Linked DNA regions of Homo sapiens: region 1 is linked to region 2. A link is a contact called in ENCODE Hi-C or POLR2A ChIA-PET data. All regions are on one chromosome and are shown on one strand. The core of a region is the stretch at or near the end of the contact, and the rest is flanking DNA. Distances in the headings are between cores, read along the strand shown.

The links. A loop is a pair of places that touch in the nucleus more often than their neighbours do. ChIA-PET counts read pairs that join two places held with the same protein, here RNA polymerase II (POLR2A). Pooled maps may share reads with other maps.
Region 1: a loop to region 2 is called in a pooled map, with 1.9 times the contacts of the local background. The contact joins two enhancer-like sites. A Hi-C loop is called at or near these places in 2 of 37 single-sample maps with no recorded cell type and 6 of 50 pooled maps. POLR2A ChIA-PET finds 5 or more read pairs at or near these places in 3 of 52 experiments (BJ, activated CD8-positive, alpha-beta memory T cell and activated naive CD4-positive, alpha-beta T cell).

Annotation. Positions count from the first base shown.
Region 1 is chr21:37,554,398-37,558,666 of GRCh38, forward strand. All of the region lies in intron 1 of KCNJ6-AS1 (KCNJ6 antisense RNA 1), which reads left to right. Among named protein-coding and RNA genes, the nearest start is that of KCNJ6-AS1, 38 kb to the left of the region's middle. RefSeq lists enhancers at 2,873-2,932, 3,143-3,322. Within about 2 kb of position 1,757, at least 4 of the 41 ENCODE cell types and tissues checked have a DNase peak (open chromatin) inside an H3K27ac peak, as active enhancers do.
Region 2 is chr21:37,412,111-37,416,367 of GRCh38, forward strand. All of the region lies in intron 1 of DYRK1A (dual specificity tyrosine phosphorylation regulated kinase 1A), which reads left to right. Among named protein-coding and RNA genes, the nearest start is that of DYRK1A, 47 kb to the left of the region's middle. Within about 2 kb of position 2,086, at least 2 of the 41 ENCODE cell types and tissues checked have a DNase peak (open chromatin) inside an H3K27ac peak, as active enhancers do.

The DNA of each region.
Region 1 (4,269 bases), core at 507-3,006, 140 kb after region 2:
TGGCTAATTTTTTGCATTTTTAGTAGAGACGGGGTTTCACCGTGTTAGCCAGGATGGTCTTGATCTCCCGATCTCATGATCCGCCTGCCTCAGCCTCCCAAAGTGCTGGGATTACAGGCATGAGACACCACGCCCGGCCCCAGCTAACTTTTTATTTTGTTTGTTATAGAGATGGGCTCTTGCTATGTTGCCCAGAATTGCTTTACATTTCTAACTGGACATACACCCAAGGGGCTGGTCACAAGTGTTTGCCACATTTGGTATAGTACATCTCACAGTATGCCACAGACGCTCCGCAGGCTACACTCACACAAGCTGTTCTGTGCATGGGTTATTATGGCTTGTGTATCCTGCGTGCCCATGAAGTGCCACACGAAGTGTGTACTGAAAGGGATGTGTGTGAATGCCTCAGAGGCCAGAGGCAGAGCTTGGAGCCAGAGAGATGGGAGCGCCTCAGGACCAGAGCTGGTGGAGTCATCCTAGCCGCGTGGGATAGGAAACCGTATTTTCTGTTTTCTGCTTTGGTTCTCAGAGAAGGCAACGGTTGTGTTGGGCCGGTAGGTGCAGGGGGAAGTATGCCAGCAGAAGTCTAGGAGTCAAGGACCCTGGAGGTGGAGGTGAACGGAGGGACACCCACTCACTGCTGGTGAGCGGGCATCTTAGCAGTAGAAACCTACATTTTGGAGACTTGGATATTGTTGCTATTTATAGTTTCAATCATGATTCCCCTTAGTTTTCTCCATCTTTTGCTTTATTACTTTTTTTTGCAAATGTCAGCTAATTTTAGTTATACTCGGGATAAGGCGATTGGAATTTTGATGGGCATGGTAGAAATCAGAGTTAAAAACAACAACAACAGCAACAACAAGCAGAACTCCAAGGGGAAGGTGAAGCTTGGAGGTTAAATGCTGAGAGCCCTGAAGATGACTGGAGCCCCTGCTCCCATTCCGCAGCATCTCCTAGCCCTCTTCCCTGCTTAACCTTTGGAGGGTCTTGCACTTTTGTTTTAAGAGGAAGCTGTTCTGTGTTCTTCACAGCTGATTACTTGCTACCAAGGAGGTGGCATCTCCAAAAACTTGCCTTCAACACTGGTTTGTGGCTGTACAACAGTCAAACAGTTTCTCAAAGTGTGCTTTGTGGCCCGTCAGCACCTGAAGCCCCCAGGGGCCTGTCAATTGCAGAATTCCAGCTTCCTCTTCAGACTGACTGCATGAGTCTAAATATCTGAGTGGCTGGACCTCCAGATCTTCATTTTCAGCACACAACTACTTAATTTTTCAGCACACCAAAGTTTAAGAGCCACTGCTGCAAAATCTCAGCAAGTTGAGCTGAACTCTGAACTCCCTCTTATCTCCACAGTCCCTAAATGGGGAGTATCATTTTCCCAGCTCCAAGGCGACATGCCTGAATTCCTTCAGCTTGAGTGGCGTGAACAATGTGGGTGCCTTTAAAAGGCTAACATGCTGCCAAAAGATAACCACAGGTGGACATGGCTCTGGATGGGACTCAAAGATGTGGGTTGTTTCCAAAGATAGCAATACCAAACCCGTGCTGATGACTCTGTGTGTCTATATGTGTGTGAAGCTGAAGAGCCTTATATAGCGAGGTGAGGCCCCAGGAAGGATTTGCGGAGTACAGTGCGTTCCGCACGCTCTTGAACGTGCGTGTTCTCAGAACTCTGATATGTGTGTCTCGGCAGCTGATCTGTAAGGAGGTCACCACGTGTCCACATCTATCTTTGCAGACTGCCCCATCCAGCTTAGTGAACAGCTGATAAATGCCTGTAGCAAGCAGAGCGAGGCAGCTGAGCCAGAACTTTTACAAATGGGAGCAAACATCTGCCGTGGTTGCTCGTGGTAGAGGGGCTGTTATTAGTGTTATTACAGTTGGGGATGGATAAACTGCGGAGCCTCAGATGGTTCTGTGGAGATGGACCAACAATGGCACCACAGGTAAGAAGAGGAAAGGCACACCCGGCAGCCACTCCCTCTTGTTCAAATGTTGTTCTCTTGGTTGTTTGTTGATTCTCCCATTGTATTAGTTCATTCTCACACTGCTATAAGGACATACCTGAGACTGGGTAATTTACAATGGAAAGAGATTTGATTGACTCACAGTTCCACAGGGCTGAGGAGGCCTCAGGAAACTTGCAATCATGGTGGAAGGAGAAGCATATGCATCCTTCTTCACATGGCAGCAGCAAGGAGAAGCACAGAGCAAAAGGGGGAGAAGCTCCTTATAAAACCATCAGATCTCATGAGAAACGCACTATCGCGAGAACAGGATGGGGGAAACTGCCCCCCATGATTCAATTATCTCCACCTGGTCCCTCCCATGACACATGGGGATTATAGGGACTACAATTCAAGGTGAGATGTGGGGACAGGCACGGTGGCTCACTCGTGTAATCCCAGCACTTTGGGAGGCTGAGGAGGGCAGATCACTTGAGGTCAGAAGTTTGAGACCAGCCTGGCCAACATGGTGAAACCCCATCTGTACTAAATCCCATTAGTATATAAATTAGTCTGGCATAAAATATAAAAATTAGTCTGGCATGGTGGCAGGCGCCTGTAGTCCCAGCTACTCGGGAGGCTGAAGCAGGAGATCACTTCAACCCAGTAGGTGGAGGTTGCAGTGAGCCGAGATCACGCCACTGCACTCCAGCCTGGGAGACAGAGCAAGACTCCCTCTCAAAAAAAAAAAAAAAAAAAAAAAAAAAAAAAAAAAAGAAAAGAAAAGAAAAGAAAAAAAAGAAGAAAGAAAGAAAAAAAGAGATTTGGGTGGGGACACAGCCAAACCATACCACCCATCAAAGCAGGGCACTCTCTTCCCTCACCTGCTTTACTTTTCCTCAAAGCACCCACCATCCCCTCTGGCATAAACGCCTGGATTTATTCCCAGTCCCCTTCCTGGAACATGAACCCTAGGGGAGGCTTCCGGGATGTTCTGCTCACACATGGGAGGAGCTCAAAGAGCCTTTGTTGATTGAATCGATGATAGACAAGCTATCTCAGAGGAAGATTTGAAGTGACTGGGAGCTCCTTCTCAACCCTCTCCCTGAGACCTGCTCACAGAGCATGAAGTCTAAATTCTGGCTCTGAATGAGTCTGAGCAACGCCTGAGTGCCCAGCAACCTCAGCTAAGCACAGCAAGTTTCGGTTTGTGGCTTCCTCCCTGTGCCGAGCAGATCCCATCCTTGGGGAGTCCCCAGCCGGTCTCCACAGTGTCCAGACACCACGGTTCTCATGAGGCTCTACCCTCCCTGACTTCCACTCATCCAAGGGCCTCCAAGTCTTCAAGGCCAGCTCAGGCCCAGCCCTCCAAGAAACAGTTTCTTCTGATGACACCAACCCATCCTGATGTTTCCTGATTCCCAGTTCCTATGGGCTCCAGGCCTATTGCAGTCCAGGGCTCTGCTACTGAAGCTCTGGGTCTCACCAAGTGGGAGGTATGACTGTTCATGGGATCAACAGACCCCAGAGTCCAAGGTCCAGGGCTCTTAGATTAGGTAGAATCTGGTAAGATAGTAAGATACTACCAGATACTGGTCAGGCGTGGTGGCTCATGCCTGTAATCCCAGCAACTCAGGAGGCCGAGGCAGGCGGATCACGAGATCAAGAGATCGAGACCATCCTGGCCAACATGGTGAAACCCTGTCTCTACTAAAAATACAAAAAATTAGCTGGGTGTGGTGGTGCATGCCCTGTCGTCCCAGCTACTTGGGAGGCTGAGACAGGAGGGTCGCTTGAACCCGGGAAGCAGAGGTTGCAGTGAGCTGAGATCGTGCCACTGCACTCCAGGCTGGTGACACAGCAAGACTCCATCTCAAAAAACCAAAAAACCAAAGATTCTACCAGATACTACCCACAGTGTACCCCATGCATAATACCTAGTACACAGTAGAGTACACATTAGGTGCTCACAAATCCCTGTTGTTTAATTATTCAGGCTCCATCTCCATAGGTACCATGATCAGTTTTTTCACACATTCCTCTCTTTAGGGTCACAGTATGTGAAAGATCCCCTGATGCATTTTTTAAACATTTTATCAAAGTAAGAGATGCATGTAGTTGAAGAACTGTGTAGAACTGAAGGGCACGGTATGGTGAGAAGTGGTGCCTCCATCCGTTCCTTACCTCCCGGAAGATGACGCCTTCCTCTTCAATCTTTTAAGGACCCTGTGAGTATATTAGGCCCACCCAGATAATCCAGGACCATCTCCTCATCTCAAAGTCCTTAACTTAATCACATCTGCAAAGTCCCTTTTAT
Region 2 (4,257 bases), core at 836-3,335:
AGTGACTTTAAAGTGGATGAAGGCAAATTGAGGTGATCTTGAAAATGGATAGGCAAGAAGGGGCAAATTTCAGGTAGAAGAAATAAACACTAATGCAGAAGGGGCTTAAATGCACTTTATGGAATGTCACATTGAACTGTGAGTTCAGAGGAATAAGATAAGATCATACGTTTCTAAATTATAGAGGGGTTAAATCCAGGTTGAAAGTTCTGTGTCTCAGAAAAGTATGTGTAGCAGCTTTATGCAAAATAAATTAGGGCAGCGGATACAGCTTTTTAAGCACAGTAGTTCCCAAACTTCGCTGGGTCCAGGATTCATCTGTAACATCTTGTTAAAACAAAACACATATTCTTAGGTCCTTGTCCAGGCTTCCTGAATCAGGATTTTTGGGAGTAGAGTCTGATGTAGTTTAGGGAACCTGCCCTAGAGTTTATGACATAACCATCAGGCCTAGGAGATAGTTAATTCTAGGAAGCATTTGTAATACTTAAGGTGAATTAAGGACTTGGTTCAGGTGACTAAAGTGAGCATGGAGAGGAATGGAAAGGCATGAGGCACTTCGAAAATGGATAGGATTTAGTAAGACCATTTAGATAAAGTCAGCAGCTTCTAATGAAATTACTGAAAGAATGGTGGTGCGGGAATAGAGATGGGAAGTTCAAGTGGATAACATGTGGTGCAGGAATGTGATGAGGAGTTGTAGGCATAGAGAATGGAGGCAGGGATGTGGCACTGTAGGCAGCCACCCAACAGCTTGTTAGACTAGATATTGAGTGAAAAGTTTGAGTGGAGAAGAGAGTTTGAAGTATTAGTTTGGAGTAAACCATTGAAAATACTTCTTTTGCAGGGAAAGATGTATAGAGAAATGAGTGAAGCGGTCAGGGGATAGAACCAGAGGTCACATCTGAGGTTAGGGCTAAATGTGAAAGAGACATGGATTATTTGGAGGATAGCTAGTGTTGTGAAATACAAGAACATACATTTTAAGAATTTTTAAGGGGGTAGCATTTCTCTGTAAACTCCACAGAAGTGTGGGAGGGGAAGTAAGTAAAACTGAACTCACTTTACTGCTTTTAGTAATAGACTCATTGGAAGAAAATGTAAGCTATTCATGCAGTGTGTGTTTTTGATTATTTCTGGGCCTTGTTATTTTTCTGTGTTTCTGAGATGCAAGGATTATTTAAAGGCAATGGTTTATAAAATGATATATAATTACATACGTATAAAAGTACATATAACCAACTAAGTATATGTATGCATGCACTCATGCAAATCAATTATATATTTACATTTTATATATAAATTATATATGTGTGTATATATTGTATTATAGAACATCCTGTGTGGAAAAGTTGGTGCTGTCAGAAGGGAGAGAGAGCAAGGCAGTTTTCCAGTGCATTTCTTATAAGCTAGTTATGAGAAGGGCTTGCAGGTTACTGATTGAACATATTCTTTCTAAATGTCTTCTGTCTGATAGATACTCCTTTGTTAGGGAATATATACATAAATGAGATTACCCTAGATGTTCAGGTTAGTGAGGGAAACGTTACAATAGATAGCACTAAGCGCTGGATCTCAGCTTTGATTCCCAGAGCACCTAGAGCGTCATTGGGCCACCTCTTCTAAGTTCCTCTTAAGATCTAGAATTGATTTGAATAATAGAAATTTTGAGTACATTTTGTGTAGGTGACATAAAAGAACATCCTTAAGCAAGCATATCAGTTAAAGGACTTGTCTTCATGGCTCTTGGTGTTTTCTTCATACCACTTTGCTCTTAGTTCCTGTTAGCAGAGGGGAAGAAGCAGGCTCTAAGATTTAAAATTCATGCTAGTGAAAATTAGAAACAAGCCACATACCCTCAATAGGTGTTTGCTTAAAATGCATTTACGTCTTTGCAGTGGAGTACTGTGCACCTGGTAAAATGATGATGCAAATATAAATTGTTGATATAAAGATATATATGTATATATACATATATTTAAGGAGCAGAGATTCCAACACCAAATTTTGGGTGGTGGAATTTTATTAGGTTGGTGCAAAGGTAATACAGTTTTTGCCCTTGGGAGATTGGGCTGATGGTGACACCCGTTACCCAAGACTGAGAATACAGAAAGGAGAAGTGGATTTTTTCTCTGTTTTTCCTCCCTTTTTGAGTAGGGGAAATGGTAGATTCAGTTTAATATGGCCAAAAGCAGTGGCTTAGTAGTCAGTTTGCTTGGATTTGAATATCTCTCTACCATTAGTCGTGTGTGATTTGGGATGGTTTCACTTCACCTCTCTGTGCCTTAGTTTTCTCACCTGGACAATGGGAATGATAGTGGTACTTACTTTTTGTAATTATGGGGTTTAGTGGTTTAAAGTAGAAAATTTATACCAGGGCCCATTAAAGATAAGTCATCTCATGCAGTGAAACATAACTGGGACTTTCGAGCTCAGTTCACTGAGGTCTTCTGGGCCTGGAACAAGCCCGCCTTATAAAAGTTGGCTTTACATACTACATACTAAAGGAGTTCTTAATGTAGACTTTTAACCAACTGTCTTAGAAATGAGCCTTTGGAACCTAGGTCTGCATGTGATAGGGGTGCTTTCTAGTGTCTACTTGATAGACCAGTCACTTTCTAGTAGTGGGAGTTAGGTTCCCGAAAAGCTCTGTGGTTTGAGAATTCATTTTTGAGAATATCTATTCACAAGAGAATAGATAAACAGTTGATAGACTTGAAGGTCATACAAACCTGTGCAAATCATTGTAAATGTTTTCACATTCTAAAGGAAGACAGAGGACAGCAAGCAAAATAGAATATCAGTGGTAGTTTACATATTTTGAGTTAGTAACAGAGTACCTGTACTACTACTTTACAATTACTGATGATAACTTACCCCCAGAAACTTCTGTTTCTCCCCTTCAGTTTTAGAAATGATGTGTCAGTGCATTATGTATTGTTGCAGGTAATGTGCATATGAGGCATTTCCCTCCTGTTTTCCTCTATTTGTTGGTACGTCCAAATACTCAGTGCCTGATTTTGTCTTTCAGGCCCAGATGTGCTCTCAGAGATACTGAGTTGATGGTTGAGATAGCCAAAATTTGGGGCAAAACTCATTTAATCTGCTCAGCTTTTAGTTCTTAAACCTTCTCCCTAGTTCTTTTCACATAATTGCATGAGAAAGCACATGCTTCTAGCCTCTTTAACACAAATTTCAGCTATTCCACTTCCAAAATGCCATTGGAGTAGTATAATCCAGCACCCATGTTTATAATCCCACATGTTCTTTGACCTTGACCAAGGTTTTAATGCAAAATTGACTCATCTGCTATTGGTTTTTACCTTCCTTTCAGTTTGTCTCCTTTAATATATATATGTTTTTTTTCTTTTTGAGACAGGATCTCACCCTGTTGCCCAGGCTGGAGTGCAGTGGCATGATCAGGGCTCACTGCAGCCTTGACTTCCTGGAATCAGGTGATCCTCCCACGTTAGCCTCCTTATTAGCTGGGACTACAGGCTGCACCACCACACCCAACCAAGTTTTTTATTTTTTGGGGTAGAGATGGGGTTTTGCCATGTTGCCCAGGCTGGTCTCCAACTCCTGGTCTCAAGCGATCTACCTCCCTCTGCCTCCCAAAGTTCTGGGATTACAGGCATGAGCTGCTGTGCCTGGCCTAAAATGTTTTTGGTAAAGGGAAAATATAGCAATCTGTTATATGCTGGAATCAAAATTTTTCTACTAGATGAACTTTTGGGGAAATTTAGTATTCTGTTCTAAATTAAATGCCTTTTTCAAGTAATTACTGCTAATGAGCTCTTGTTTTTTCATGTTTAGGGTGGTTGATGCAGAGTAGTGCATATAGGGGCTAAAATCAGACTTAGACACTTGGGGGTTCTTGCATCTCTGTATTTTCTCACAACTATTTCAGTGATTCTTAATGAGTGGCATCTTGGCATAGTGAACTTTAATGTGGGACCATAGTTCACAAACTGTGACCTTAGGCCAGTTAATCCTTCTGACCCTTGCTTTCCCTGTTGATGAAATGGAAGTAACACTACCTACTCGTAGGGCTGTCAGGAGGTCAAATGTGTCAACGTCTATAAAATGCCTTAGCCAAGTGGTTGGCACATAGATAGTAAGTGTTCCACAAATGTTCATTTCCCTGTAGTTTTACTAACCATTTTGGTGCAATATTATATTCTTTATAAAGTCTTGTGTTTTGGCCTTTTTTTTTTTTTTTTTTTTAAAGACTGTGACTGTTTTCTAGGGTTTTGA